Regions from separate parts of the Homo sapiens genome. Here region 2 is linked to region 1. A link is an interaction called in ENCODE POLR2A ChIA-PET data of the cell type or tissue named here. Cell type or tissue: B cell. All regions are shown on one strand. Links, peaks and the distances in the headings refer to the core of each region. The heading gives the core; the rest is flanking DNA.

Region 1 (16,552 bases), core at 5,041-13,040:
GATCCACCCACCTTGGCCTCCCAAAGTGCTGGGATTGCAGGTGTGAGCCACCACGCCCAGCCCGAGAGCTTTTAAATAAGAAGGGAAAGGTAATTCCTAGGTACCACAAAGAAAAATAGGATTGTTCAGAGCTAGAGACACCTAGGTCCCTAGAAAAAAAATTAGGAGATCAGCTGGTGAATTCTGTCTTAGGGGGCAGATGAAGGTAAATTCAGCAAAATGTGAATTAAAACGCAGTGGGGGCTGGGCACAGTGGCTCATGCCTATAATCCCAGCACTTTGGGAGGCTGAGGTGGGGGGGATTGCCTGAGCTCAGAAGTTTAAGACCAGCCTGGGCAACATGGTAAATCCCCATCTCTATTAAAATACAAAAATTAGCAGGGTGTGGTGGTGCAGGCCTGTAATCCCAGCTACTTGGAAGGCTGAGGCGGGAGGCAGAGATTGCAGTGAGCCAAGATTGCGCCACTGCACTCCAGCCTGGGCAACAGAGCTCATGCCTGTAATCCCAGCACTTTGGGAAGCCAAGGTGGGTGAATCACTTGAGGTCAGGAGTTCGAGATCAGCCTGGCCAACATAGTGAAACTCCATCTCTCCCAAAAATACAAAAATTAGCCATGCTTGGTGGCAGGCACCTGTAATCCCAGCTACTCGGGAGGCTGAGGCAGGAGAATTGCTTGAACCTGGTAGGCGGAGGTTGCAGTGAGCCAAGATCATGCCACTGTACTCCAGCCTGCACAACAGAGTGAGACTCCATCTCAAAAAAAAAAAAAAAAAGAAAAAGAAAGGCAGTGGGATGTTGGGTCACTGCCTGGGACTAGCTGTGCCCACATTTCTATGGGGTCTCTAGGATAATAACTGGAAAAATAGTTTTCTGATATATTTTCCTAGTATAAACTAACAGCAACATAATTCTGTGCTATTTTGTGTAATATGTTAACTCCATCTGTTCCTGAATGTATTCTCTTTACACTGAGGGTGACAGCCCATAGTCACAGACAGGATTAAAAGTTATTTTCATCAATATGCTGCCATGGGATCAAAAAAAAAAAAAAGTTATTTTAAAAGTTATAATACAGCACTTCGGGAGGCCAAGGCGGGTGGACCACGAGGCAGGATGGTCAGGAGATCGAGACCATCCTGGCTAACATGGTGAAACCCTGTCTCTACTAAAAATACAAAAAATTAGCTGGGCGTGGTGGTAGGTGCCTGTAGTCTTAGCTACTCGGGAGGCTGAGGCAGGAGAATGGCGTGAACCCGGGAGGTGGAGCTTGCAGTGAGCCGAGATTGCACCACTGCACTCCAGCCTGGGCAACAGAGACTCCATCTCAAAAAAAAAAAAAAAGTTATAATACAGGTAGCCTCATGCTACAGTGGAAAAGCTTCGGGTTTAGAATAATAAGAGCTAGGTTTAGGCCTTAACTTCATCAATTACTGGACAATCCACTGTTTCCCCATAAGCAAAATGTATATAGCTGAAATGCTACTTTGCAGGACTGGCAGGAAGACCAGTGAGAAAACATATAGAAGCCTTCTGGAAATGGTAAGGTGGTTTTTATTATTTCAACAATAAAAATAACATCTATACCCATATCTAAGAAAAGCTGTACCTTTGAGTGATAGAAAGCCAAAATGGGTCTGTTAAGTGGGAAGCAGACAGAACCTGTAGACAGAACCGCCACTGCTGGTTTCATGACACTCAATGTGGCACCAAAAGGATACACAAAGGTGAGAGCCCTGTAAGAAATTAAAGAAACACATTCAAATTTTAAAAACATGAATACAAAAATTCTGAAAATAATCTCAATGTTTCTTGAGTAACACTCTTTTTTGAAACAGTCTCACTCAGTCACCCAGGCTGCAGTGCAGTGGTGCGATCTTGGCTCACTGTAACCTCCGCCTCTCAGGTTTAAGCTGTTCTGCAGCCTCAGTGCCTGCTATCACGCCCAGTTAATTTTTGTATTTTTAGTAGAGCCAGGGTTTTACCATGTTGACCAGGCTGGTCTTGAACTCCTGGCCTCAAGTGATCTGCCCACCTTGGCCTCCCAAAGTGCTGGGATTACAGGCGTGTGCCACGGTGCTCAGCTGAGTAACACTCTTTGATTCATTATCAAACAAAAAATTTTTTCTAAGCTTTGGTTTGTTAACTTAAAAACTGGGACAACTCTAGCTACACATTTAATAAAGCATTTTAAAAAACATGAAAGTAAATTAACAGGAAAGTGTAAGTGACTGTAACTGGGAGAACTAAAGAAGCCCCTGATGGAGGGAGGAGGAAGAGGATGGGGCCTCATCCAAGAACTGAACTCAAGCTGCTCTGCATAATAATATCTTACTGGTAAATACGTTCTTCTTCCTTAGGTTTGGCTAGTGCTATCTCTAAGAATTAATGTATATCACTGGATGGGTATGTTACCAGTTAAATGTCACATGAACAGAGGCATAAATATACGCTATAATGGACACTTCTACACAGATCTGCTTTGGAGTCCCTCCTCTACTCTCCACTGTCCTAACAAAGACTTGTCTTAGATTATCTAGAGTGAATTGGTCTGACCTGGGGCAATGTACTCCTGGAGAGGGTGTGGGATAGAGGAGCAAAGGTGGGGTGCAGATTCTGGGGTGAAGCCAACCCATGTAGGAGGGGTTAGGGTTTTACTCAAAGATGGAGCTCTGCAAAGCTTGAAGGAAGTGCTCTCAGAATGGAGAGAAACACAGATCTCAACACCAGGGCGTAAGGTTAGAAACTGGGGGAGGGGGTATAGGGGAAGCACCCATGAGGGGTTCCTCATAGAGATTTTAATTTCCCTTTTTCTTTAGACAACAAAAATTCTTTTTGGCTTAAGTTTAAAATTATTTCCCTCTAGTGTTTTTGTTTGTTTTGTTTTGTTTTTTAAGACAGGATCTCACTTTGTTGCCCAGGCTGGAGTGCAGTGGTATGAACATGGCTCACTGCAGCCTCAATCTCCTGGGCTGAAGCGATTCTCTTGCCTTAGTGCCCTGAGTAGCTGGGACCACAGGTGCATGCCACCACACCTACTAATTTTTATATTTTTTGTAGAAACGGGGTTTCACCATGTTGCCCAGGCTGGTCTTGAACTCCTGAGCTCAGGCAATCCGCCCACCTTGACCTCCGAAAGTGCTGGAATTACAAGCATAAACCACCGGGCCTGGCCTCCCTCTGGTGTTAATCTTCCCCATTCCTTCAGTAAAATCTCATCTACCCTATGACTTTTGTTGTCATACTATGAAAGAGAAGTGGTACTTGGCCCACATTCTCCAAACTCCACCTTCTACCCTTACTCCAGCAGTATCCCAGCAAGGTGGATTACAGCCCATGATCTCTGGGCCAGAAGCAGAAGAAAACAAGCAGTTGTCCATGGAGGAAGAAAAAGTAGGTGGGAGAAATAGTCATATGGAGGTCAATGCACATCTATCCCCCACATTTTCCCAAAATGCAATCAATGGAAGATGATTCTCAAGGCATAAGGGAGAACGGACACTTGAGTAGCAAGATAAAAACTATCTGCTATTATTATTATTATTATTATTTTTCGAGATGGAGTTTTGCTCTTATCACCCAGGCTGGAGTGCAATGGCGTGATCTCAGCTTACTGCAACCTCTGCCTCCTGGGTTCAGGCAATTCCCCTGCCTCAGCCTCCCGAGCAGCTGGGATTACAGGTGTGCACCACCACGCCCGGCTACTTTTTGTACTTTTAGTAAAGATGGGGTTTCACCATGTTGGTCAGGCTAGTCTCAAACTCCTGACCTCAGGTGATCCACCCGCCTCAGCCTCCCAAACTGCTGGGATTACAGGTGTGAGCCACTGTGACCGGCCTATTTGCTATTATTTACACTCCTGTATTTCTTTTATTACTACTAAAAAAATCAATGAGACTAGGCCAGACTAACCTGAGGTTAGGAGTTCAAGACCAGCCTGGCCAACATGGTGAAGCCCTGTCTCTACTCAAAATACAAAACTTAGCCGGGTGTGGTGGCGGGCACCTGTAATCCCAGCTACTCGGGAGTCAGGAGAATTGCTTGAACCCAGGAGGTGGAGGTTGCAGTGAGATGAGATGGTGCCATTGCACTCCAGCCTGGGCGAAACTCTGTCTCCAAAAAAAAAAAAAAAAAAAAAAAAAAAGACTGACATTTTGATAAGACTAAGTATAAACTTAAACACCCATCCCCAAAACAGAACTTTCCAAACCATGTGAATGAATAAGATTAGCTCAGTGAAAAGTTTCAGAAAGAGTTTTCCTAAAAGACGGAATAGCTTGTGTAAAGTCCCTAAGATGAATACAAGCTTCACTTATTTAAGGATTGAAACAAAGTCAGTGTGGCTACAGCAGAGTGAGAGAAGGGAGAAGGGACATAACAGGAAATAAGGATAAAGGAGAATCTGAGACTCCAACAGGCAAAGATACCTCAAAGCAAGAAGCAGGACTAGTCCATACCTCAAAGTCTACCAGGAAGCTGTTTCCTGGATAATCCAGGAAAGGAACAACTAGACATATTCCCTTCACTATAATTAATTACAAAGTCATAACGCAACAACAAGTAGGGCACTAGGCTTTCAACTTTACAAAGCACTTTCACAAATATCACCTTACTGAAATTTTCCAACAATTTTGTAAGGTTAACATTATCCCCACTACACAGATAGGGAAACAGACACTAACAGTTACTATGCCTTGGGTCACCCTTGGCAAGTAAGAGAGGGAATCAGGAACTTCTAACAATTCCTTCTAATTCCAAGTCTACAGTTCTTTTACCTATACCAGTTGGATAAGCTGACACAAAGTGAAATAATTAGATTGATTCCTTTTTTTTTTTCTTTTTTTTTTGAGACGGAGTCTCGCTCTGTCGCCCAGGCTAGATTGCGGTGGCGTGATCTCGGCTCACTGCAAGCTCCGCCTCCCGGGTTCACACCATTCTCCTGCCTCAGCCTCCCGAGTAGTTGGGACTACAGGTGCCCGCCACCACGCCTGGCTAATTTTGTTTTGTTTTGTTTTTAGTAGAGACAGGGTTTCATCGTGTTATCCAGGATGGTCCTGATCTCCTGACCTCGTGATCTGCCTGCCTCAGCCTCCCAAAGTGCTGGAATTACAGGCGTGAGTCACTGCGCCCAGCCTAGATTGATTCTTGACAGTCAAAAATATTAACTCTGTGAATTATATTGCTATACATATTCCCCCTTATGACTTGACTTTGTTTCTACTAAGAAAGGTCTTCCCTACTCCAAGAATTTAAAATATTCACTTATTTTTTTTAAGGTTTTTTTTTTTTTTTTTGCGTTGGTGTCTCGCTCTGTCGCCCAGGCTGGAGTGCAGTGATGCAATCTCGGCTCATCGCACCCTCCGCCTCCCGGGTTCAAGCAATTCTCCTGCCTCAGCCTCCCGAGTAACTGGGATTACAGGCTTGTGCCACCACGTCTGGCTAAGTTTTGTATTTTTTAGTAGAGATGGGGGTTGGCCAGGCTGGTCCTGAACTCTTAACCTCAGGTGATCTGCCTGCCTCAGTCTCCCAAAATGCTGGGATTACAGGCATGAGTCATCGTACCTGGGCTTCTTTAAGTACTTCTATGCTTTCTTTTAAAATTTAATTTAATTTAATTTAATTTTATTTTATTTTTTCAAGACGGAGTCTTGCTCTGTTGCCCAGGCTGGAGTGCAGTGGTGCGATTTTGGCTCACGGCAACCTCTGCCTCCTGGGTTCAAGCAATTCTCCTGCCTCAGCCTCCCGAGTAGCTGGGATGACAGGCATGCACCACCACGACAGGCTAATTTTTTTTTTTTTTTTTTTTTTTTGAGACGGAGTTTCGCTCCTGTTGCCCAGGCCGGAGTGCAATGGTGTGATCTCGGCTAAATGCAACCTCCGCCTCCCAGGTTCAAGTGATTCTCCTGTCTCAGCTTCCTGAGTAGCTGAGATTACAGGTGCCCGCCACCATCCTTGGCTAATTTTGTTGTTTTTTTTAATATAGATGGGGTTTCACCATGTTGGTCAGGCTGGTCTTGAACGCCTGATCTCAGGTGATCCGCCCACCTCGGCCTCCCAAAGTGTTGGGATTACAGGCGTGAGCCACCGCGTCCGGCATATGCTTTCATTTTTAATATTAAAAATTTTAGCCTATCCAGAATACATTTTGGGGTGTGGTATGAAAATGAAACTATTTCTCCAAATGTTTACCCAGAATTATGCCATCCATCTCTAATATTTGAAATGCCACTTTTACTATACACAAATAATCCCCACCCTCCATATATGTTTTTGGTCTAATTTTAATCTGTATTATTTATTTTTTTAAAACTATTTCTGAACTATGACCACATTTTATTATTTTTTTGAGATAGTCTTGCTCTGTCACCCAGGCTGGAGTACAGTGGCATGATCACGGCTCACTGCAGCCTCAACCTTCTGGGTTCAAGCAATCCTCTTGCCTCAGCCTCCAGAGTAGCTGGGCCTATGGGTGTGTGCCACCACATATGGCTAATTTTCAGTTTTTTTTTTTTTGTAGAGACAGGGTCCCACTATGTTGCCCAGACTGGTCTTGAACTCTTAGCCTCAACCCATTGGCCCATCTCGACCTCCCAAAGTGCTGGGATTATAGGTGTGAGCCACTGCACACAGCCAATCACATTATTTTATTTTTTAATTTCATTTTATTTACATATTTTTTGAGACAGAGTCTCATCTGTCACCCAGGCTGGAGTGCAGCGGCGCAATCTCGGCTCACTGCCACCTCTGCTTCCTGGGCTCAAGCAATTCTCCAGCCTCAGTCTCCTGAGTAGCTGGGAATACAGGTGCGAGCCACCAACGACCGGCTAAATTTTTGTATTTTTTTGTAAAGACAGGGTTTCGCCATGTTGCCCAAGCTGGTCTTGAACTCCTGAGCTCAAGTGATCTGCCTGCCTCAGCCTCCCAAAGTGTTGGGATTATAGGGGTGAGCCACGGTACCCGGACCACATTATTTTCACTACTAAAACTTTGTAACATGCTTTAACTACATAAGAATGTCAATTTTTACTGGGTAAAATATTTCAAAGTACAGAGGTATTATAAATGAATGCGAAAAGACAAACCATCAATTGAAAAATGGCCAAAAAGCAATGAACATGAAGTTCACAGAAGAAATACAATCAGCCAATAGACTTTAAAGGTCATCCTATGCACTAATAATTTAAAAAAATGCAAATTAAAAGAAAGAGATACGATGTTTACTAGAATACTCCATGCTGGCAAGAGAGGAAAAAGGTGTGTGCTCATAGGGACTGTAAGTGGTACCACCTCCCTGAGAGACATCTGGTAACACATTACATTTGGTAACCCATCTGTTGGAAGACCTCTGACCCAGAAATTTCAATGCTGAGAAATTTACCCTAAAAAATACTCCCACTCCCTCTCCCTCTCCCTCTCCCTCTCCCCACGGTCTCCCTCTCCCTCTCTTTCCACGGTCTCCCTCTGATGCCGAGCCGAAGCTGGACTATACTGCTGCCATCTCGGCTCACTGCAACCTCCCTGCCTGATTTCCTGCCTCAGCCTGCCGAGTGCCTGTGATTGCAGGCGCGCACCGCCACGCCTGTCTGGTTTTCGTATTTTTTTTGGTGGAGACGGGGTTTCGCTGTGTTGGCTGGGCTGGTCTCCAGCTCCTAACCGCGAGTGATCCCCCAGCCTCGGCCTCCCGAGGTGCCGGGATTGCAGACGGAGTCTTGTTCACTCAGTGCTCAACGGTGCCCAGGCTGGAGTGCAGTGGCGTGATCTCGGCTCGCTACAACCTCCACCTCCCAGCCGCCTGTCTTGGCCTCCCAAAGTGCCGAGAGTGCAGCCTCTGCCCGGCCGCCACCCCGTCTGGGAAGTGAGGAGCGTCTCTGCCTGGCCGCCCATCATCTGGGATGTGAGGAGCCCCTCTGCCTGGCTGCCCAGTCTGGAAAGTGAGGAGCGTCTCTGCCCGGCCGCCATCCCATCTAGGATGCCATCCCATTTAGGAAGTGCGGAGCATCTCTGCCCGGCCGCCCATCGTCTGAGATGTGGGGAGCGCCTCTGCCACGCCGCCCCGTCTGGGATGTGAGGAGCGCCTCTGCCCGGCCACGACCCCGTCTGGGAGGTGAGGAGTGTCTCTGCCCAGCCGCCCTGTCTGAGAAGTGAGGAGCCCCTCCGCCCGGCAGCCGCCCCGTCTGAGAAGTGAGGAGCCCCTCCGCCCGGCAGCCACCCTGTCTGGGAAGTGAGGAGCGTCTCCGCCCGGCAGCCACCCAGTCCGGGAGGGAGGTGGGGGTCAGCCCCCGCCAGGCCAGCCGCCCCGTCCGGGAGGGAGGTGGGGGGGTCAGCCCCCCGCCCGGCCAGCCGCCCCGTCCGGGAGGGAGGTGGGGGGGTCAGCCCCCCGCCCGGCCAGCCGCCCCATCCAGGAGGTGAGGGGCGCCTCTGCCCGGCTGCCCCTACTGGGAAGTGAGGAGCCCCTCTGCCTGGCAACCACCCAGTCTGGGAGGTGTACCCAACAGCTCATTGAGAACGGGCCATGATGACAATGGCGGTTTTGTGGAATAGAAAGAGGGGAAAGGTGGGGAAAAGATTGAGAAATCGGATGGTTGCTGTGTCTGTGTAGAAAGAAGTAGACACGGGAGACTTTTCATTTTGTTCTGTACTAAGAAAAATTCTGCCTTGGGATCCTGTTGATCTGTGACCTTACCCCCAACCCTGTGCTCTCTGAAACATGTGCTGTGTCCACTCAGGGTTAAATGGATTAAGGGCGGTGCAAGATGTGCTTTGTCAAACAGATGCCTGAAGGCAGCATGCTCGTTAAGAGTCATCACCACTCCCTAATCTCAAGTACCCAGGGACACAAACACTGCGGAAGGCTGCAGGGTCCTCTGCCTAGGAAAACCAGAGACCTTTGTTCACTTGTTTATCTGCTGACCTTCCCTCCACTATTGTCCTATGACCCTGCCAAATCCCCCTCTGCGAGAAACACCCAAGAATGATCAATTAAAAAAAAAAAAATACTACCACAAGTGCACAAAACTGTACATACAAAGATGTTCACTTATCCCAGCACTTTGGGAGGCCGAGGCAGGTGGATCACCTGAGGTCAGGAGTTCAAGACCAGCCTGACCAACATGGTGAAACCCCATCTCTACTAAAAATAGAGAAATTAGCTGGGTGTGGTGGCAGATGCCTGTAATCCCAGCTACATGGGAGGCTGAGGCAGGAGAACCACTTGAACCTGGGAGGCGGAGGTTGCAGTGAGCTGAGATCATGCCACTGCACTCCAGCCTGGGTGACAGAGTGAGACTCCATCTCAAAAAAAAAAAAAAAAAAGATGTTCATTTGTGCTTTATTATCTATAATGACAAATATAATTTTTTTTTTTTTAGACGAAGTCTCCATCTGTCCCCCAGGCTAGAGTGCAATGGTACGATGGCAGCTCAATGCAACCTCCACCTCCCAGGTTCAAGTGATTCTCCTGCCTCAACCTCCCCAGTAGCTGGGATTATAGGCGCCCACTACCACGCACAGCTAAATTTTCTATTTTTAGTAAAGACGGGGTTTCGCCATGTTAGCCAGGCTGGTTTCAAACTCGTGACCTCAGGTGATCCACTCGCCTTGGCCACCCAAAGTGCTGCAATTACAGGAGTGAGCTACCACACCCGGCTATAAAATTGTCTATAACAACAATACGGAACAGAAGTTAAGAGTGCAGGCTCTAGAATAGACTGCCTATGTTTGCATCTAAGTTCTGACACAGAGTAGTCATGTGCATTTGGGCAATTACATCTCTGTATCTCATCTCTAACTTTCCAGAGTTGTAAGGATTAAATGAGGTAATACATGCCTGTCACACAGTCGATGCTTGACAAACATTAGGTGGTATTATTAAAGAAAAACATTATAAACTACTTAAATGTCCAATAATAGGGAGTTGGTTAGATAAACTGGGATATATCCAATTTAATCCAGTCATTAAAAATGAAGAGGTACTCACCTATAACTTTATACATGGAAAAAAAAAAACCTAGAAATCTAAATACCATACTATATATTTTTTGAGATGGAGTCTTGCTCTGTTGCCCAGGCTGGAGTGCAGTGGCGTAATCTTGGCTCACTGCAACTTCCGCCTCCGGGGTTCAAACAGTTCTCCTGTCTCAGCCTCCCGAGTAGCTGGGACTACAGGTGCACACCACCACGCCTGGCTAATTTTTGTATTTTTAGTAGAGATGGGATTTTGCCATGTTGGTTACACTTGTCTCTAACTCCTGACCTCAGGTGGGCCACCCACCTCGGCCTCCCAAAAGTGCTAGGATTACAGGCGTGAGCCACCATGCTGGGCCTAAATACTATATTAAGACTACCTTCAGGGGGAGGAGCATGGACTTACAGTGCAGAGCTTCTACTTTTTTCCTCTTGAACTGTTCAAATTCTGATTATTTTTGTAACCAGAAACAAAAGCTCTTTTCATTTTGAAAAAGAAGACTCCAAAATGATACATCTTCCTCATGTGGCATCAGAAAACACACTCACTGGGCATTGTTTCCACTGCTTTCCTCATCAATGATCCCAGGCACAGCCTTTCCTGCAGCTCGGCTAATTTCCCTTGAAGAAGAAAAATTAAAATCTAGTAAACAAAAAAAATTTGAGAATTTCACACTGCATTCATTAGTACAGCAAGTATGAGGCTAAGGTGGGAGGATTGCTTAAGCCTGGGAGGTCAAGGCTGCAGTGAACTGTGTTCCCACCACTGCATTCCAGCCTGAGCAACAGAGCAAGACTCTGTCTCAAAAAATACATATATATATAAACAAAAAATAAATTGAATGTGAAGTAAGTTTCAAAAGATGAAGAAAAATAATTTGATGAATGAGTAGTAGTAATATAGTAAAATAAATTATAATAACACAAAACAAAAAGGCAAGAAAGAAGAAAGGGCAGTGAAAAGAATGTATGAGAAGAGACGAGGGAAGATTTATGTAGAAGAAATGAGAGTTATGTGTAAGGATATTTCTGCTTTATTTTTTTTTTGAGATGAAGTCTCGCTCTGTCAGCCAGGCCAGAGTACAATGGTGCAATCTCAGCTCAATGCAACCTCTGCTTCCCGGGCTCAAGTGATTCTCCTGCCTCAGCCTCCCGAGTAGCTGGGATTACAGGCGCCTGCTACAATGCCTGGCTAATTTTTTTTGTATTTTTAGACAGGGAGATGGGGTTTCACCATGTTGGCCAGGCTGGTTTGGAACTCCTGACCTCAAAATGATCCATCCACCTTGGCTTCCCAAAGTGCTGGGATTACAGGTGTGAGCGACGATGCCTTGCCAAGATATTTCTGCTTTCAACATGCTTACCTGTTCAAGACTCCACTGGAAACTAGAGCTTCTTTAGGATGGAAATATTTGTGATATACATTTCTAACCACAGCATCTATGAGGGAAAAAGAGAAGGAGGTATATTTTAGGTTAGAAATAAATTCGATATTATAGACTCATACCAATTTTGACCTGAAGGGCACCCTGGAACTTGGTTCCAATCCATCTCGCTTTATAAATGGAAGCAGCCCAAGCCTAGGAGGCTCAGACTGCTGATGAGAATGGAACATTAAAACACGCACACACAGCCCAGGGCTTTTTCCATTATGCCACTGGACCTAGAGGGCTATGATATCAAATAATAGATAGAAAAGTACTGCCTCTACTGAAAATAATAATACTAATTACCATTATTAACCATGATTCCATATTCTTCTAGTAAAAAGTTAATATTGGTGTCAAATCTGGATTCTCCACCTTCTCCTAGCATCACAAAGACATCTCCACCAGTGTCAAGATATTTCTTCAGGATTTCAAACTACACAAAGGAAAAAAGCAATCTATGAATATACTTGAAAGACTTTTGCCCGAAATACCATGAATAAGACCTTAACTAGATGAAAAATACATATTTCAAATCTATAAGGCATTTACATATAAATGTATATAAGATAAAAAGTACTCTCTATGTAGGATCTCCAAGCTTGTCTTTGAGCATAAAGCTCCAAAATACTCAAAGTAAATTGACAATTTCAAAGCTGACTATCTAGAGAGCAAGTCAAAAGTGAAAAACTTAACTAAAGGAAGCACTCAGTTCTCCATTCAGCAGCACCCCTGGTCTCCACCTACTAGATGCCAGTTGTACCTACCTTCCCCTGGCAACCAAAAATGTCTCTTGAGATTGCCACATGTTCCCTCAGGAGAAGAAGAAATAGAATCACCCCTAGTTAAGAACCACTGATTTAGACAATGCCTTCTCTTGACTGCCCACAGAGGATATCAGGATGAAGTCATTTCATACCACACCTGGGAGGAATTCTGTTCAAGGTCATTGACCAACCAAACCATAGAGAGAAACGCATGTTTTCTGCTTATCTCCTGGAAGCTCTCTCATTTTCACAAAGCTGGGGAAGGGAGAAAAATCTAGGGTTGATCTTGCTGGTCTAGCCTGAGAAAATCTGGGGTGGGTGGTCCAGACAAATAGTTTCTCAACTTTCTTCATCAAGCACTCCAGCAGAAAAAAATCTGAACATGTATATAAATACATTCAATATGTATGTATCTCTATATAAAATATGTACTTTATAATTCAAAACAACTCCCAAAAAGGAAATGTTTTAAGGGTAATGAAAATATGAATAATAAACATAATTTCCTTTTGGCACCCCACTGATTCATCACATGCATCCTACTTTGGAAACTACTGCCCAGACTAGATTTGCCACAGCACGGCCCTCTCGCTCTTGTATGCTCCCTGAATTTTCCTCTCCCCCTGCCTTCCCCACACTGTATAAAACAAATGAATCTTCAGAGGCCAAGGTAGGCGGATCACTTGAGGTGAGGAGTTCGAGACCAGCTTGGCCAACATGGTGAAACCCCCGTCTCTACTAAAAATGCAAAAATTAGCCAGGCGTGGTGGTATGCACCCGTAGCCCCAGCTACTTGGAAGGTTGAGGGAGGGGAATTGCTTGAACCCAGGTGGTGGAGGTTGCAGTGAGCCGAGATTGCACCACTGCATTCCAGCCTGGGCAACAGAGCAAGATTCCATCTCAAAAACGAAACACAACAAAAAAACAAAACAAAATAAAAAATGAATTATTTCAAAATCAAAATTAAGGCGGGGTGCAGTGGCTCATGCCTGTAATCCCAACAGTTTGGGAGGCTGAGGTGGGTGGATCACTTGAGGTCAGGAGCTCGAGACCAGCCTGGCCAACATGGTGAAACCCCGTGTCTACTAAAAATACAAATAGCCAGGTGTGGGGGCAGATGCCTGTAATCCCCGCTACTCGGGAGGCTGAGGCAGGAGAATCAGTTGAACCTGGGAGGCGGAGGTTGCAATGAGCCGAGAATGCGCCAATGCACTCCAGCCTGGCGACAGAGCAAGACTCTGTCTCAAAATAAATAAATAAATAAATAAATAAATAAATAAATAAAATAAAAATCAGCTCAAAGTCCATTTCCTCTGGACCCAATAATCCAATGCCTCTTTTCTGTGTTTCTGTAGAAATGTGGAACTTAGAACATTGATCATTATTGGTAGATGGTCCATTTGTGTCATTTCCCCTAGACTATCGGTTCCTTGAGTGGAGAGATCATGTGCTATTTGACTTTGATCCCTAGCGTTAGTCCTAGGACCTGTTACTAGGTGTGTAACAGATCCTTAGTAAACATTTTTTGGAACAACAACAGAAAAACAAAACAAATGGGTTATAACTGCATGATCCTGGACCCTGAACAACAGACTGAATCTCTCCCTAAATTCATCTTCCTTTTCCTTCCTTTTGATTTCCTCTCAAACTCCTCTTCCCAGACAGCCCTAAATATATGCTATGTTCTATGACTGATAATAGCAAGCCAGGTCTAGTTTGCAATATATATTCTCAGAACATAGCTTTTGCTTGGGAAATTCTACTGGGACTTGGTTTTCATGATTATGTGGTTCTGGGATTTGTCCATGTTGCCTAAATGCAATGAGTATATAGTAGTTATTGGTATCTACTGTGTCCTATTGGCCATCTGGCATTTTAAGAAAAAGATACATGAAGGATGTGGTGTGCAATAACACAGGTGGGCAAAAGTTGAAGGAGCTTACATGAATTATGACCCAGTTTCCAGCTATACACGTAAGTGAGACCCTTCTAACAAAAGAATGGATATTTGGTACAAACTGGAGGTTTCTTATTTCTTTATGGCAAAAACAGGAAGAAAGATTAATTTTGCAGACTTGAATTTTAGAAATTGGCTTAGAATGCATTCACACTGTTAGTGTGGCAGCAAATGTGAGGTATTTCCTGTAATCGAGACTGGATGATCCAGGCCAGTGGCTCTCAGTGGAGGCATTTAAACCATCTAGCATGTATTCTGGATCACCATAATATTAATATTAATATGGCAAAATATTAATGCCATAATATTAATGTTTAAGGACATTTTAGCGGGTGAAGGGCAGGGAAGTTAAGGTCCTGCAATATTCAGACCAGTCCCACACAGTAAAGAACTATTCCACAGCATTTGAATATCTTCTCAGATAGTCACGGAGGTTTAAAAAAGAAAAAGCAAACAAACAAAAGAAGCTCAGCCTAAAATCTAACTCCAATTTCTTTATTTTTTTTGAGATGAAGTCTTGCTCTGTCACCCATGCTGCAGTGGCTCGATCTCGGCTCACTGCAAACTTCGCCTCCTGGGTTCAAGTGATTCTCCTGCCTCAGCCTCCTGAGTAGTTGTGACTACAGGAGCCTGCCACCACACCTGGCTAATTTTTGTATTTTCAGTAGAGACAAGGTTTCACCATGTTGGCCAGGCTAGTCTCAAACTCCTGACGTCTGGTGTTCCACCCGCCTCGGCCTCCCAAACTCCTGGGATTACAGGAGTAAGCTACTGCGCCCAGCTCAAATTCTATGTAAATACTGTACAAAGTATTTTTTGCACGATTTAACATATACTGAATTCGGAGGTACCCAACTACCATGTAAACTGAGAGAAGAATTATACTCTTTTTATTAACAGAACTTTACCAGAGGCCAAGGCGGGCGGATCACAAGGCCAGGAGATCGAGATCACCCTGGCTAACACGGTGAAACCCCATCTCTACTAAAAATACAAAAAATTAGCCGGGCGTGGTGGTGGGCACCTGTAGTACCACCTACTCGGAAGGCTGAGGCAGGAGAATGGCGTGAACCCGGGAGGCGGAGCTTGCAGTGAGCTGAGATCACTCCACTGCACTCCAGCCTGGGTGACAGAGCAAGACTCCGTCTCAGGAAAAAAAAAAAAAAATAGAACTTTACCAAGAGTTAGTCAGTATTTTGGAAAAATCACATCACCGACAGCAACACGGCTCATGATTTGAATTGCCAATACATCACTTCCACCAGTCTGCATATGTACCTATCCCATTCATCGGAGTTCTACATACTTATTAAACATTTATTTCAAAATGTCAAACATAAAGAAGTGTTCTAATGCATGTATGACCAAGCATTAACAAACTGAAATATGTATATTCTTCTAGTATATATATGCATAAACATTTACAATTTGAAATACACATATTCTTTTATAAATCATCCTTTAATTTCTGTACATTAAAGTTAGGAAGTTATATTGCTTTACTTTTTTAATGGTGGTGGGTTAGATTATCTTTGCATTTCAATTCAGGGTAACAAAGTTGGCATCTGTAATATAGGTGGATGCTGGTCTGTTAGGGTTGGAAAATACTCGTCTCAGCCACGTGGTTACCTGGTCGTAACTGAATACCACCACAAAGCTAGTGTAATGCGTCAATGTAGTTGAGGTGGAAATAAGGAAAGACTGTTCAGCCTAGTTTCTAGCATGATACTAGCATCTAATATCAGACATATGATGTCTGTCCTGTCACAGAAGTTTCTGGAAGTCAACATGAAAAAGGCATCACACAGCTCTCCAGGGGTAACAGTCTAGGAGGCCAGCAGCAATGACAAGGAAAGCAGTGATCTCACAAGCATGAGCCCATTGGAAGAACTGTAACACAAAGGAATGCTGATTCCTAGAAAAAAAGCTAACAGCTTTTTTCCCTTTTCTTCCCACCTCACTCCAACTCTAAAGAGAAGGTATGGTGTCAGGGACTGGTCTGGGAGAGGACGTTTTATTAGGCTAAAGTTACATCAAATTTGCCTCTCGAAGGACTTGTGTCTCTTGGATGCATCAGCCTACCATGCCTGGAAGCCCAAACTAAGGCTTGGCCTGGCACCCATCTCCACTTGGGAAAAGGCCCAGGCACCAGGTTCTGACCCTCTCTTTGGATGCCCCTGTGTTCCTGAGGCTGGTTGGTCCCTGGCAAACATCAGGCCAACTCTCTCATTGGCTTCGCTAGGTGGATGGGGAGATGGAGCCGAAGCCCAACAAGCAATAGAGTGTTGCTCTGCAGGCCACTGCCCTCTGTGTGTACATATCCCTCAGGGTCTCAGTGGGTAGGAGTTGCTGGTTACCTCCACATTCCCAATGGTAATTTCTACTCCTTCTGTCAATTAACCTGATCAAACAATCATGTCCCTCTCCATGCCATTCCCAG
Region 2 (16,552 bases), core at 5,468-13,467, 600 kb before region 1:
CTTGTGACTCAGATAAGGTTAAGAATTGTAGGGAAAAAAACCGCTCACCCTAACCTGATACCTATTTTGTGGTATACATAGAGATGTTTAAGTTTTAAAAACTTTTAACTGAAGTTTAGTTATACGCACAGAAAAATGTACATATACCACATTATAGCACACACTCCTATAACCAACATCGGGTCAAAGAACAATATTACCAGCACCCCAAAAGCCCCTCTCAACACTCCCTTCCAATCCTTACCACATGGAGATTCTTTCTTCTGCAGCTTTATTTCTTGATTCTATTCTAAAGGCAAGTGATCCACAAATCCCGGGTCTTCCACAGTTTTGAAGCCACAGTGAAGGGCTTCACCAACGGTAAGGAAAGAGGCCCTGCAGTCCTAGGGCTCCCTCTGCTGGTGATCAGCAGCTACCAGGAAAAGCTGCCCCTCCCCTCCTGGAGCTCTGAGGATTGACTGGAGTCTTGGAAATCAAATTGGTGCAGGCTTAATGGGAATCGGCACACAGGCGCATGGCTGAGGCATCAGAGTCCTCCTTTACCTCCTTTACTCTCCATCCTGTTAACATTTCGGGAAAGCAACTATCAAAACAATAGACCACAGTAGCTTGGGGGCTATGAAGAGAATGACAAGAAAGAGCGGCGAATTCCCGCTTCCCAACCCTTGCCTATTCCCCATCCACAAAAACAGGAGGCTGTTGTGAAAGGTCCTGCTGCTTGAATCAACTGTCAAAGGCATCAACAGTCCCCAGTCATGTTTCCAGAAAGCCAGTAGACAACTGGAATTATTTGCTGAGATGACTGACTGACTGATGGACTCACTGGCTCCTGTGGTAGGTACAGCTCCTATTCTGGTGGACTGCATGCGAAGTCCCATGGGACAACGGGGTCGGGCCATTTAACACACACAGGGGAGCAGGAGTTGAGGGAGGGAAAGTCAACATAATAGGTTTTTCTTGCCCTCCAGAAATTTAGAATCTAGCAGGAGATACAAGAAATGTACGGGTAAAGGGCTGAAAATAAGTTCAGGAGGGACCTGAAGAAGCTCCAGGTGAAATGTTACTGTGGTCGTAGAGACAGGGAGGGGACCTGAGCTGACGAAGTGGACGGGTGGTAGACAGAGGAGCTGGAGGCTCTTCAGTTGTAGGGAGGGGCAAAAAACAGATGCCCAGAGAAGCCAACAGGCCCCCAGTGGACTCTCATGGTAGAAGAAAGTGGGGAGGATCACCACCATTGAGGCAGGTCCTTAGGGCTGTGGCTCCAGGAACTCCATTTTGTCAGGGTACCCAGAGCCAAACAAATTCTGCGGGATGGACTATCTGTTGACTGAAGATCTATAAGCCAGGTGCAGTGTATTCATTTGCAGAAAGGACTATGTCCTTCCCACAACTGGAATGCTTGTGTTTGCCTTCCAGGGCTCCCTTGTTTCTTTCCTCTGATTATCTCCCACCCTCTCCTTAAGGGTCCTGACCTTTCCTGTGGCTTCAATGGCCACCTGTATGCAGACTCCACAGTCTTTATTTCCAGTCCCCACCTCCCATGTGAGCTTCAGAACCATATATCTGCATGCCTGCTAGACACCTCCACGCGGCTGCCCCACGGATCTCTCAGGTTCACTCTGTCCAAACTGAACTAATTTAGAGATATATCAGCACAGAGAGGCAGTGACAGCACAGACTCTACCAAGCTGCCTAGGTTCAAATTCTAGCTCTGCCACTTGTTAGCTGTGTGACCTTGGTGAGTTACTTAACTTCTCTTTGCTTCAGTTTCCTCATCTGGAAGATGAGTGTGATAATGGTAATCTCATAGAATTGTGGTGAGAATTAAAATGAGTCTTCTGATGCATAGGAAGAGCTATGAAAGTATTAGCCCTCATAGGCTGGGCATGGTAGCTCATGCCTGCAGTCCCAGCACTTTGGGAGGCTGAGGCAGGCAGATCACTTGAGGCCAGGAGTCCGAGAGCAGCCTGGCCAACATGGCAAAACGCTGTCTCCACAAACAAACAAACAAACAAAAATTAGCCAGGCATGGTGGCACACGTGGGTGACTAAGGCAGGAGAATCACTTGAATTAGGGAAGCAGAGGTTGCAGTGAGCCAAGATTGCACCACTGCACCCCAGCCTGGGCAACAGAGCAAGACTCTGTCTCAAAAAAAAGAAAAGAAAAGGAAAGAAATAAAAGAAAGTATTAGCTGTTACTATGATTCTCCATTTAAATGTTCTTCCTCTGCTCACTGTCAGCTGGGTTCAACAGAGTTTAATTGAGATGGGCACCAATATCCATTCAGTTGCTCAAACTGGAAAGCAAAGTATCATTGTCAGCTTTCTCTCACTGCCCATCCTGTTCGTAGTCAATCTCTCCCCAAGGCCTGATCTACGCAACTTTCCAATCGGCTCACTTGTTCTCCATACTTAGGGCCACCTGCCCCTTCGATCACCATCATCTCAGGCCTGGATCACCATGCCGGCTCACGCTGAAACCAGTCATCTTTCTAAAATAAATTTGGTCATTTCTTTCCATAGCTCCTACAGTTCTCAGAAGGAGAAACCTCAGGATAAGTCCCTTGCTGCAGCCTTTGGGACCTGATTCCTCCTTTCATCTGCACTTGAAACTTTTATGTTCAAAACCAAACCGTCTCACACTCCCCAAACCTAGTCTTCTTGGATTCCCTTCCTTAGTGAAGGGGGCCACCTACTGGCACGGCTCAGGCCAGACATCTGCTCAGCAGGCTGCCGAGCCCTGCTGGTCTCACCATCCTTCAGCCATGGTTCCCATTCTGGTCTTCCCTCAGATTATTTCGAGTGTCTTCTAACTGGTCTCTCTTACATTCCCCACCCTCCCCATCTACTTTCTAAGAGTCTGCTGGAATGATATAAATTGCTACTAAAAATACAAAAATTAGCAGAGCATGGTGGTGCTCACCTGTAATCCCAGCTACTGAGGAGGCTGAGGCACGAGAATCAGTCGAACCTGGGGGCGGAGGTTACAGTGAGCCAAGATTGTGCCATTTCACTCCAGCCTGGGTGACAGAGCGAGATCTCAAAAAAAAAAAAAAGGTTTCAATAGTTTCTGGCACACAACACTCAATGCCTTCCTTTAACAAGTAATTATTGAGAGCCAACTATGTGCCACATAGAGTTCAGGCCTTGGGGATACACTGTATTTTCATCAATTCTAAGACACCATCATTTTAAAGACTCACCACTTACTGTAGGAACAAGTAAGAAAGAAAAAAATACTACCAATTAAACCAGGACACACTGGCGATTATAAGACACATTCAGATTTTCTAACCGCTATTAATAAATTGTGGGAAAATGTGCATCTTTGATTAAAAAAAATAGTGACTAAAAAAAAGACACAAAGTCCCTGTCCTCGGGTAGCTTCTATTCTAGTGAGGGGACCAAAAAATAACTATACATTGTCAGGTAGTGACAAGTGCTATGATAAAGCAGGGTAAAGGGATACACAGTGAAGGGGGTGCTGGGGAAGCCAAGGAAGACCCCCCTGGGGAGCTGATATGAGCAGAGACTTTGAATGACAAGATGAACTGTGAGTAAACAATGCTCCAGGAGGGGAAATACATACAAAAGACCTGAGAGGGAAATATGCCTGCTGGGTTCAAATATATGCAAAGAAAGAGTGGCTGGAACAGTCCTAGGCCCTGGGCAGCCAATTTCCTCAAACCCAGTGGTATTTTCCAGGTGAAAGCAGGTATCCCTGGTCTAGCTGGGTACATACAGGAGGTGAAGGTGGGGAGGCTAAGGAAAGCAGTGTAACTCAGCGGTCAGCAGGGTGCTATAGTCAGACTGCCTAGATTGGAATCCCCGTTCTACCACTTACAAACTATGTAACCTTGGACAAGTTATCTAACTATTCTGAGCCTAGTTTCCTCAGCTGTAAAACAGACATCATAGAAGTACATTTCACAAATTGGTTATGAAGATTACATGAGCTAACATCTTGTAAATCAAGACAAATAATCATTATCACTATCTTCTATCCCAAAGTCATTTTAATTTAATTTTATTTTTTTTTTTGAGACAAGGTCTTGCTCTGTAGCCCAGGCTGGAGTGCCGTGGCATGATCTCAGCTCACTGCAACCTCCACCTCCTGGGTTCAAGGGCTTCTCATGCCTCAGCCTCCAAGTAGCTAGGATTACAGGTGTGTGCCCACCACTCCCAGCTAATTTTTGTATATTTATTTATTTATTTTTCAGTAGAGATGGGGTTTCACCATGTTAGCCAGGCTGGTCTCGAACTCTTGACTTCAGGTGATCCACCTGCCTCAGCCTCCCAAAGTGTTGGGATTACAGGCGTGAGCCACCACGCCTGGCCTACCCTAAGTCATTTAAAAAAGTATATCGAGGTAAGAAATAAATTAATTTGAGTCTTAAAACATAAGAACAGAATATTTTCCAGATTACCAACTGGTAGGATGGCAGCCACATGGTTAGGCAAATAATTTTCTTTATTACTTTGGACTTGGCTTCTCCAAAGTTATTTTTTAAGAGAAACTATTATCTTCCTATATAAATTGTTCTTGCAGTATAAATTCATGGAATTAAGTCTCTCTTACTAAAGCATGTACAAGACACTTGTAGCAAGAAAGAAGCACTGTTAGAGGAATTTTACATCTACCACAGCTTTTTAATTAAATGGCATTACCATGTGCATTAATACAAAGTTGATTTCTTCAATATAAAGTCCACACACAAATTCAGGTTTTTTTCCCATGGTTAAAAAGACTTGGAATTGCTGGTATAGGACACCGATCTGGCTTTTTGTTCACTCAGATCCATCCCATTTTGTAGCTTTTCTATCTCTTTCCAAGTCATGATGTATCACACCGTGAGCCAGTCCTATGTATAATGACTTAAAACTTCAGGCCACGTCAGGTGTGTGAGTTAACAGGCTTCAGCATTCACAAGAGGTTCCCACCTTCCAAGTACTCCCCGAGTAATGAGTCACATTCTTGGAAAGCATCTAACTCTTTATGATGGAGATGTGCTTACATAAAATGAAATACTGTAACTTTTTAGTTTTTGGTATTTAATATAATTAGGGATGGAAAGCAGGTAAAATGAGAATTCACCAAAACTGTATTGAGCATCTACTAATCCCCAGGAAGTGTGCTAAGCCCTGGGAATTCAATCACGATCCAGACAATTCTTTCCCCTCAAGGATATATGAGATTTTTTTTTTTTTTTTGAGACAGTTTTGCTCTGTTGGCCCAGGCTGGAGTGCAGTGGCGCAATCTCGGCTCACTGCAACCTCCGCCTCCCGGCTTCAGAGATTCTCCTGCCTCAGCCTCCCGGGTAGCTGGGATTATAGGTGCATGCGCCACCATGCCCAGCCAATTTTTCATATTTTTAGTAGAGAAAGGGTTTCGCCATGTTGGCCAGGCTGGTCTCAAACTCCTGACCTCAAGTGATCCACCCGCCTCGGCCTCCCAAAGTGCTGGGATTATAGGCATGAGCTACCGTGCCAGGCCTTCTCAAGGATATATGAGATTTTATCTTAAGTTATATTTTGAAGTGGCAGCTTAAAAAGACATGTTTGGTTTTGATACATTTCACTTGGCAAGGTCTGAGAAAATAAATACATCATATTTCCCGCTTTTTCTTGTCCAAGAGATGTTGAGAAGGGCAGTTTAAATCCTGACTTACTAGCACTGTGAGACAGGACAAAGGCAGCTAGAACAAGTTATCTGATCTCTAACATAATCTAATGCTATCTAACTAGCATCATTAGGTTACAATGAACAGTTTTCTTTCAACCGGTCAGTTACTGAGCCTCTGGTATGAACGACGAGAATTTAAAATGTTTTATCCAGGGCCAACATCATGCTTCATGTTTAACAACGTTATACAATAAATTGTTAGATTTCATTTACAGACATAGGCCAGGCATTCCAAAGCCTGGCTGTAGTTAAGCTGGACACAGTTAAACCATCTTCGGCAGCCTATCTAGTTGACTACAACTAAGGTATTGGGGAATGACGGTGGATGGGGCCAGTTTTGGTTCAGGGAAAAACCCTCACTCTAGGGGTGGGCCACAATCAACGCCATCCAACTCAATTGCGCAAAATCATCTGTTCTCACGAAGCTTTGAGCAGTGCAGACGTGGAGCTGGAGATTGGCAGGCGAGGAGAGGCACAGCTAGATCAGCAGAACCAGTCCTGGTGATGGAGCGGGTGGCAGCTGTTGCACAGATCACCTTTTCCCGCCTACCATCTGAGCAACATTCAGAATCAGAAAAATGTAAAGAATCCTAAAATTCATCTCCTTTGGTGAACTGCCTAAATCTTTTTGCAAAATTTGGTGTGTAGGTGCATTTCTTTGGCAAGAGGATCTACAGTTCTCACCAGATTCTCAAAGGAGTCTACGCCTGAAAACACGAGATTCACCGATAAGGTTCAACTTCCTCACTTACTAGATGGAAAACTGAGAGGCCCAAAGGAGGAAAAGCAGTTGCCTCAAGACAAACAGCAGAGATATCAAAACCGAAGGCATTTCAATTCAATTCTAATTCTGGCTTCACACTATTGACCCTGGCCACGTCCAATACCTCTTCACTTCTCTGCAGGACCTAAAAGATCACCAGGAGGCGAGGGCTGGTGTCCGAGTCCCGGAGAGGTCGCAGGCAGTCCAGATTCTAGCATCACAGAAACTCTGGCCAAGCGCTCAGCCGGGGATTGTCTGCCATAAAGACCCCCGCACCCTGTCCTCGCCCCCGCCCCGTGGAATTCCTCTGCATAGGTGACTCCACGTAGAGGACCGAGCGCAAGGAGATCCCGGGGCGGTGGAGGCAGAGGACTACTGTGAAGAATGACGCCTACTCACTCACCTAACAGAGAGGAGGAAGCAGGCACGCCCCAAAAGCGGGTCGGGAGCAAATCCACGCCACTGGGAGGAGGCAAACCGAAGAATAACAGGAAATTACGTAAGGCGCACGTGCTTCTGAGGGGGGCGGGTGCGGGGCGTTGGAGAGGCGCGGCCGCCGCCCTGCGTCTGCGCAGTCGTCGGCTGCCGCGCTGCCGAGTCACTGGGGTGGGAGGAGCATAAGCAGGGGGAGGGGTGCATGCCGGAGTGCGCAGGCGCAACGCGACTCCCGAGGCGCGGGCCGCCCCCTTGGCTGGTTTGGATCCGGGTCAGTCGGGTGCCGAGATTTGGGAGAGACGCTCTGAACTGACTGCCCCGCATCACCGGAGCGTCCCAGCTGCGAGGAGGTAAGTGCCCTGACGTGACGGGGAGGGGCCGCAGCACTGCGTCTCAGCTTCCACTGCCGGTCTGGCCGCGGGCGGTTTTCCCCGGGCCCGCCCGCCTTGGGTCGCGTCGTCTCCCGACGCCTCCTGCCTGGGCCGGGCCTGGGCCTCTCCGCGCCCCCTTATCTGCCGCGGCCTGTGCCTGCTGGAGCTCCGAGCTCCACGCTCTCTCCCCTTCCCGCCTTCCCGTCCTCCCGCGGTCCCCCGCCCCGTCTCGCTCCTCCGCCGTCTCCCGCCCAGCGGCAGCTTCCCCTTTTCGCCCTCCTTGGCCGCCCTTTGCCCCTTCCAGTCCTTTCTCTCTCGCCTCGGAGCCCCATTCTCTTTGGCTACCTCTTCGGCCCCACTCCTTTCTTCTCCCGCATCCCTTGTGCCTCGCTCCGACTCCAGCCTCTCGTTCTGACCCCAGGAATCTCCCGAGGAGCGCAACTTCACAGCTGGAGACCCCGGGCGGGCAGTGCCCCTGGACAGCTCCCTGCTTGGCGTTGTCCCCACACTCCAAGCCCCGTCCTACCCCTCTGGGTTCTGACTAGGAATTTTCCTCCGTTCATGTTTAACCGCGACAGGCACAGACTCTGGGTGAAAAGAAAGAACTTTGTGCTTTGGCTGCAGCGCTGCGAGTATAAAGGGATGAGTGGGTTGCACGGAGAGGTGTGAATGTGCTTTTTGTCCTGGGGGCCGATTGTTTCCTCCCGGTCTAGTTTGCCTCTTAGAGTTGCTGGGTTTGGTTTTCTTCCCCATACTCTACGCTTTCTGGTGGTCTGGGAGTTTCGAAATCTTTAATGTTGTGATGACAACGCTTACCCGCGCATCCCTTCTTGATCGTTCTTAGGTCTTCTCAGGGGCCTGGAAGTGTAGACCTAGGCTTGGGATTCAAGGAGGTCTTGGTTAAAACGGCAAGATGTAAATAAGATTGTGACGCATCCATTTTGTTGAAAGAAAAAACCAGGAATTTGGCCTTTTGATGGAGGAACTTAGAAGAACTTTGTAATTTTTGTAAGGTTGTGGAAAATCCGAGGCAAAGTTAAATTGCCTGGTGTGATTTGACTTTAACTTCGAATAGGCTTTTTAAAGTTTCATCTCTTTGGAGATTGTTCAACTTCACGAGTTCACTGCAGTGAAAACGCCAAGACTGTCTCCCACAAATTTAATATTAATGAAGAAAGGCAAGCCAATTATATCTGTTGTCCGGAGTTAGTTGTACAGCCCTTTCTTTGAATGGGGATCTGGGGATGCAGAGGAGCATAATGAGCCTTTTATAATTACAAACATGCTCTTCTCTAGCTCTTAAGGTTATGCCTAACGCTCATTTGCTCTTGGCTAAAATAACTGAGAAAAAAAGTGAGTAGTAAAAAAATGCTGGAAGTCTGAAAATGGTTTAGACAGAACTTCATTCCTGAAGTTTTAGTCTGTAGCCAGATTTTAATTCTGGCCTGTTTTGGTTTTTAGATGATAGATCTTTTAGTGTGTCAACAGGAATGTAAAGTTTGTATTAACATCTAGGGTGATCACCTGCCATGCTATTAAGTCAGCATGGTATAATTAAAAGTTACATATGTAGGTTCAGAGCCTCTTAGCACAGTGTTACATTGTAAGCTCTTGGAGGGCAGGAATGAGATTCTAGTCCTTACGGAAATGGAGTTTGGGCTTCTATCCCTAGCATTCATTCTAGTGCCATGCACGTGGTAGGAATTCTGTAAATATTTGTGAAAGAAATGAATTTCTGCCTGTAGGGTTCAGCAGTGTATACTTAAATGTGATGTGTACGTAAATGCTGACTGATTTCCAGAGAGGGCTAAAGAGGACTTGGGGGGCGGTCTGCGGGTTGGGGAGATTGGCTCAGATGATTTATGAACTCGGTAAGAGCTGAACATTGACTAACGGATCATAAGGTAATTGAGGAACATTGTAAGTCAAACTTCAATTTAGTTCTACCAGCAGGAAGGATTTGTTTACAACCTGCAATAGTACTCTTTTAGATGATGTGAAGCTTTGAAAATATTGAAATAAGTGATTGCTCACCTCTCCCCCCAGGTATATAGGAATTGATTGTGTATTTGGGGGATCCTACCCTAAACTGAGAATTAGAGACTAGTGAAGCATGGGATTGTGTGGATAATGTTTCTTCATGTTTATGTACTTAAATAAACCAGCAAAATATACGTCGAGAATGTATCTAAATTATTTTTTTGTCCTAAGAAGTTGAGGTGCAGGCTGGCTGAATTTTTTTTTTTTTTTTTAGTAGCTGAATTCTTTTGAGACTGTTTTCAGTGTTCCCCAGAGAGCTCTGCCTAAAATACCTTAACTTCCGCAAATAAGTAAAGTGAAAAGTCCTGATTCCTTGCCTCTTTATTTTGCGCTGGTACTACAATAATATAATGGTTACTTTATATCAAACATTATGACACCTTGACCTTTGGAATATTAGAGGTCTCACAATAACTTCGGAGCCACCTTGAGAAACGAGCAGATATGAATCAGAGAGGACCCAAGGGCCGTTGGAGAGGCACTGCTCCCTCTGAGAATGCCCAAGAGGGGTGGGGGCGGGGGGGGGCGGGTAAAGGCTTAGAAATAAAGAGGTGAAGTGAACCTTTTGCTTCAAATATTCTCTATTTCTATTTTTTTTGTGGTACTTTTCTTCTGATTCTCTCTGATATGTTCATAGATGCTGGTTTGCTTAATTTGTATTCAAAATTTGGTACTAATAACCCTGAGTGAAAAAATAATTTGGAGACTAGATTCAAGGGTTTATTAACAGACTTCTCTGTTGTGTTTCTTGTTGCTTTGGTTGGTTCTTCATCTACCTTTCTCTGTTTAAATATAAAAATCAGGTGGAAAATATGGAGGACTTTGATTAATCAAACTAGTTAAGAGATCATTTAGTGGTGCGTCTACACAATAGTCATTTCTGTTTTTTTTCTTTACTTTCAACCTTTCTTTAGGCTAAAGAGAAGTTTGTTTGTTTTCTTTTCTTTTTCCACTCATGTGCACAATGAAGTTTTTAGGGGGTTGCAAGTGTATAGTTCATTTATTTTCTTTCTTGTTTAACAATTAATTACACTATTCCAGGCTATGAAGAAAAACACAAATGGAAGTATCAACCTTACTGGTAGAGTGCATTTCTAATTCTGCTTTCACAGTGGTAACGTCTTGTTCTCTAAAACGTGTCTTCCTGTGAACATAGCTGTCTGGGTCAGGACTGCTCTAGAGAAATGCTATCATGTGTCATGAAAGTTATACTTAACTAGGGTTAGGCCAGACAAATACTCAGTGTCATTTTAAAGAATCAGAGTGCTATAATTTTAGCTATTCCCTTTTATTTCTGATGTCATTTTGTTCATAGGTTTCTAGACCAACTGGGGAGATTCCCGTTAAAAAGTATGTATACTGAAACATAGATTTTAGATCATCTAGTTTCCAAAATTGTGTAATAGGATTTTGGCATCAAGTATGTGAACAGTTTATATTCTGTCATAGTACATATCCATTTTTGGTATCATTTCATTTGTTTCCCTTTAAGAAATAAAACCTATAGTCTCCAGTTATCTACACTGAAACTTCCTTTTTGAAATAAAAATTTGCTTTTTTTTTCTAACAGTAATGGTAACAGGTATACTTTTGATCCCACCTGTTTTTACTTTGCTCACTTTATTTTCTTTTTTAGTGTAAACAGGAACATCGATAAGTAGTGTAAAAACTTGCACAATGAAATCCGAAGCCAAGGATGGAGAGGAGGAGAGTCTACAGACTGCTTTCAAAAAATTAAGAGTGGATGCATCAGGGTAATTAAATATGTAATATATTATTTGGAATTATTTGTTTACTTATTTTAAATAGTCCCTTTTCCCTAAAAAGCTCTTCCTCTTTTAATATTTCTCATTATTGAAAGAAGATATAAATGCTAATAGTGCGACATTCTTCCAGATTCTGCACAGTATTGTTTTAGTTTAAAAAGAAAACCCTTTGGTTAAATTTGAAAAGTAGCAGTTCATTTGCCCTCCCAGGTTGGGTGTTTTGGTTTCGTTCACTTTGAGGAGGGCTTCCCCCCCACTTCTTTTTAATCAAAGATTATCAAGCGGTGTCCCACTAGGGATTTTATCATACATCTCAAGGGAATCACAGTATTTTTCACTAAAAGTGGGTTGGCTCAGTGGAAATCTATGAAGACATTGTAGATTTCATGGTCTGTGATTGCTCAGTCTATCACTATGGAAACCTCTATTCAGGAGGGTTCTGTCACTGAGATCAATAACCTTGGACCCTTTGGCCAAACTAATTAGAGCACCTGCATACCAGCTGCTCTCTGAATGTTAGTATTTCACCCTTTGCAAAATGTTCTGTGTAAGACTCTTCTCACACCAATTCTTTCTCCCAGGCCAAAATAAATCAACATTTTTAATGGATATAAGAATTTCTTTTCATAAATGGAAACTAAACACTGGAAGCTCAGAGTAGAACACCCACAAGTAATAATCATCATCATTAAAGTTTATTATTCACTTCCTGTGCCCTCAACACTGGGTTAAGTACTTTGTGCGCATTATTTAATTCTCACTACACCTTAGGACATGGGTACTACTGTCATTTCAGTTTACAGATGAGACTCACACAAATTAAATTACTTGCTAAAAGTCACATTGGTAGGACGTTGCAGAGCCAGGATTTGAACCTAGATAGCCTGTCTCCAGAACCTCTGCTCTTTTTTTTTTTTTTTTTTTTTTTTGAGACGGATTCTGGCCCTGTCGCCCAGGCTGGAGTGCAGTGGCGCAATCTCAGCTCACTGCAAGCTCCGCCTCCCGGGTTCACGCCATTCTCCTGCCTCAGCCTCCCGAGTAGCTGGGACTACAGGCGGCCACAACCACACCTGGCTGATTTTTTGTATTTTTAGTAGAGACGGGGTTTCACTGTGTTAGCCAGGATGGTCTTGATCTCCTGACCTGGTGATCCACCCACCTCGGCCTCCCAAAGTGCTGGGATTACAGGCGAGAGCCACTGCGTCTGGCCCAGAACCTCTGCTCTTAACCATCCTTTATGTGGTACCTTGAAGGCGATAGGAAGAAATGCATGCAGTACCTAGCACAAAGTGAAAACTAGATGTTAGTTGTTGTTACAGCCACCTGCCTATTGCTAGTACTATTTTTGGGCTATCAAATGAGAAGATTTATGCTGATAGATTTGCACAGTAGATGTTATAGGTGCTCATATTTGCTTCCATGTTACTTCAAAAACATATCTTTCCTCCTGATGGTTTTCTAATATGGTCAACTTGCCAGTTCATATCAGTACTTTGATAAATTGTCTTGGGAAACAGAAGCAAAGCAGAGAAGCAGAGAGTTCCAGATTGTGGCTGCAGTGTATCCTTTGTGATTTCTTATATAGGAATAATTTTTTTATATCAGGAAAATACTAGGAATGTGTACCCACAATTATACATACAAATCTCTTAGTGTGTAATTTTGTATAAGTAACTCTTGATACACGGACTTCTTTCCTGATGTTTTAAGAAGTTGAAATGTAAAATAAAGCCAGGCCGGGCATGATGGCTCATGCTTGTAATTCCAGCACTTTGGGAGGCCAAGGTGAGCACATCACTTGAGCTCAGGAGTTTGAGACCAGCCTCGGCAACATGGTGAAACCCGTCTGCAAAAAAACAAAGAATTAGCTAGGCATGGTGGTGCGTGCCTGTAGTCCCAGCTGCTCTGTAGGCTGAGGTAGGAGGATCACTTGAGCCCGGGAGCTGGACGTTGGAGTGAGCTGAGATCATGCCACTGCACTCCGGCCTGCGCAACAGAGCGAGACCCTGTCTCAAAAAAAAAAAAAGTAAAATTAAGCCATTTTGGTATCCCTAAAAATTACTTGGAACATTATTTAAAAATTTTTCAAAATATATGGTCAAAAATTATGTATTTGTAAAACCACATGCTGCATGTTCTCACTTAGAAGTGGGGGCTAAACATTGAACACACGTGGACATGGGAACAATAGACACCGCTGACTACTGGCGTGGGGAGGGCAGGAGCGGAATGTGGGTGGAAAACCTACCTATAGGGTACTGTGTTCACTACCTGGGTCCAGTATACCCATGAACAATCCTGTGTATGTACCACCTGTATCTAAAGTAAAAGCTGAAATGAAAAAAAATTATATATTTGTAGCATGTATTCTGCCTTGAGTAAAATTATATTTGTAGCATATATTCTGCCTTGAGTAAAATTATAAGAAGGGAAGGAGAATATTTGAGAAAATGAAATAAGAGAAGGGGTGAGTCATTAGCATGACTAAGCAGAATAAGACTTGTGTAGTAGTGTATCATACATTCTAGTTGTTTTATATTGTTGCCAGTTTACAAATGGGATATCTGAGGATTGACTCATAAACTAACCAGGCCTTGCCAGGAATTTAGCATGATCCTGTTCAACAGGTTTTCCTTAGTGGTATTTGTCTTATTAGGACAAATCTCTATATATTTATTACAAAACAATATCCTATTTATCTGATTGTAACATAATACATGCTTATTATAGAAAAATTTACAAAAACAAAACAGGATAAAAACAGAAGTAAAAATCACAGTTTACCGTAACCACTGTTAACATCTAGACCACTGGTTCATGATAGCCTATACTTATTTTACATAGTTGAGATCATAATATATGTATAGGTGTTTAACCATGCTGCTTTCTCCTTATAAGCATTCCCCCATATCATTAAAAGTTCTTTGTACACTTAATTTCTAATAATTTCCCAACATTTTGCCATATAGATATGCCATAATTTAGAAATACAGTATTTTTTTTCTATTAGATATTTAGGTTATTCCCAGTTACTTTTTACTTTCAATTATGTTTTGTTGAACATCCTTTCATTTTAGTAGATTAATGTCGCTTTCTAAAGAATTTTTGTCAACACCATAGCATGTATAGTAGGAGGGGTGTGTGTGTGTGTGTGTGTGTGTGTGTGTGTGTGTGAAAAAAGTCTGGAAGGATTTCCACCAATGTTTGATGTTGGTAGTCTCTGGGTTGTGAGGTATGGATGATTCTGTTTTTCTTGCTTTTAGATTTTTTCACGTTCTTTACTGGGAACCCATATTATCTGTATAATTTTAAACCGCAAGGATTTAACTCTGAGTAATATTTCAAGTTCATTTGTTGCAAAAGTTAGAATATTTTTCTAAAAGTTGCATAATATTTGAAAATGTATTCAGTGTTAAGTTAGATGGAGTCTCCTAAACTAAGTTTAGTTCCATGACTCTGGTTTGCCCGCATAAGATAAATGGTCAGTGTCATTAGCATTCTCTGGCCATAAGGCCTGATCTGCCCCAGGGAAACAGCCTGAAAGTCTATTTATATCCTGCTGCTGGGTACACTTACCAGTCATTCTTTGGCTTATGATTTTGCAGCCATGGGCTTTTAGGGATACTCTAGATTTGGTTTTGAAGGAAAATTTACATTAAAAGCTGAGCAATTTTTGAGAAACCCAAACTAGAAAAAAAAATGTATTGATAAAAGTTGTATTTGAGCTAGTGAGAACAATATGTTCTCCTCATTTTACAGTTTTTTGTAGCTGTAAACTTTGTTCTTGTCTTCAGGTCTGTAGCATCTCTGTCTGTTGGAGAAGGCACAGGTGTCAGAGCACCAGTCAGAACAGCAACAGATGATACCAAACCTAAAACCACATGTGCATCTAAAGACAGTTGGCACGGGTAAGAGCTTCTTATTGAGATGATTTTTATTCCAATATTATAATAGTATTGGATTTTCCTTTCTGAGTGTCCAGAAAAGAGTTAGGTTATGATATAGAACCTAAGACCCAATGATTAGATGAGGACCTATTCCTTCTTTTGCTGAATTTGCTGAGACTTTTTTTTGGCCTGGTCCATAGTCAATTTTTACAAATATTCTATGTCTGTTTGAGAAGATTGGGACTTCTCTAATTATTCTTGGGTTCTCTGTCCATTAAGTCAGGCTTTTAAATGTGTTATTGGAACCTTTTTTTCAATTTTTTGGTCAACTTGACTTACAAATAATAGAGATGTATGTTGAAATCTACCCCATGGAAGTGTATTTGTCTATTTTCCCTTTAAATTCTATGTTTTTGCTTTATGTATCTTGAGGTTATTTTGTTGGATTTATATAGCATAGGTTTAGAATGTTTTCTTTCTGGTGAATTGAAACTTTTATTATGTAGTGACATTCTTAATCCCTCATAATGGCTTTTGTCTTAAAGTTTTCTTCTAGTTAGTGTTTCGCTTGTGTGTCTTTTTCTATTCTTTTTTTTTTCTTAAGATGGAATCTTGTTCTTGCTCTGTCACACAGACTGGAGTGCAGTGTCACAATCTCAGCTCACTGCACCCTCCGCCTCCCCGGTTTAAGCAGTTCTGCCTTGGCCTCCCAGGTACCTGGGGTTACGCAGGTGCCCGCCACCATGCCCGGGTAATTTTAGTATTTTTAGTAGAGACAGAATTTCATCATGTTGGCCAAGCTGGTCTCAAACCCCTGACCTCAGGTGATCCACCCACCTCGGCTTCCCAAAGTGCTAGGATTACAGGTGTGAGCCACCACACCCAGCCTACTAGTCTTTCAAGCGTTCTGTGTTCTTGTATTTTAGCTGTGTTTCATATAAATAGCATATGACTAGGTTTTATTTTTTTCTGTTTTATTCAATGTGATCAGTTTGTTTTTAACTGCTGAGTTTAGTGCATTTACATTTATTTGATTATTGGTATCTTCAGAAGTGATTCTGTCATTTTACTTTATTTGTCCTGCTTTTTTCTATTTTTTTCCCACCTTACCTCTCCTCCTTTCCTTTCCAATTGTTTAAACACAATTGTTTTCAAGGATTTTGTTTGTTCTTTTCCTCTAGTGGTTTGGAAATGGCACACTTTGTTTCTATTCTTTCAGTAGTTGTTAGCCTTGATTTTACCATGCATGCTTTTAACAAAGACAAAAATTAATGGTAATTTAGCCCTTCTCCTTAGAAACCCTTTCCTCTGATCTCCTGACTTCCATGATATAGTTGCCCAATATTTTAGTCGTTACTTAATCTCACAGACTAGGTTTTATTATTATTTAAGCAGACAGTGTTTATTTAGATTTTTCTGTTTGCTTATATCTTCTTTCCTCACCATGCTTTCACCTCAGACCTCCCATATACAATCACTTACTTTTTTCCTAAAGTAGTTTCTTTAGTGAAGGTTTATTATTAGTAAATAGGACCTCTGCATTGTATAACTCCATATAAATACATTTGAAAGGGCCCCCGATGTTAAATACCATCAGGTCCTATTGG

What was found. Peaks named below come from ENCODE experiments on the same cell type or tissue, not always from the same donor. Only the 100,000 strongest peaks of a DNase experiment are listed, where the experiment ranks them.
Region 2: POLR2A ChIA-PET joins it to region 1 with 5 read pairs; 2 of 35 experiments call an interaction of 5 or more read pairs at or near these places.

The regions. Positions count from the first base shown.
Region 1 is chr20:43,599,032-43,615,583 of GRCh38, reverse strand. IFT52 (intraflagellar transport 52) reads right to left here. Exons shown (of 14, transcript NM_016004.5): 4 at 11,695-11,824; 5 at 11,326-11,401; 6 at 10,511-10,582; 7 at 1,608-1,734. Among named protein-coding and RNA genes, the nearest start is that of IFT52, 16 kb to the right of the region's middle. RefSeq lists an enhancer at 7,378-8,219. In B cell, for the core only: no CTCF peak of the experiment used is centred there; no DNase peak of the experiment used is centred there.
Region 2 is chr20:44,201,375-44,217,926 of GRCh38, reverse strand. OSER1 (oxidative stress responsive serine rich 1) reads left to right here and starts at 7,156. Exons shown (of 4, transcript NM_016470.8): 1 at 7,156-7,231; 2 at 10,929-11,046; 3 at 14,853-14,966. The coding sequence starts at 10,970. OSER1-DT (OSER1 divergent transcript) reads right to left here and starts at 6,967. Exons shown (of 3, transcript NR_038339.2): 1 at 6,850-6,967; 2 at 2,924-3,039. RefSeq lists silencers at 2,617-2,706, 6,754-7,202, 7,398-7,467 and enhancers at 7,127-7,746, 12,998-14,197. In B cell, for the core only: no CTCF peak of the experiment used is centred there; DNase peaks (open chromatin) are centred at 7,036, 9,546 and 10,429; H3K4me3 peaks cover 4,648 bases; H3K27ac peaks cover 5,993 bases.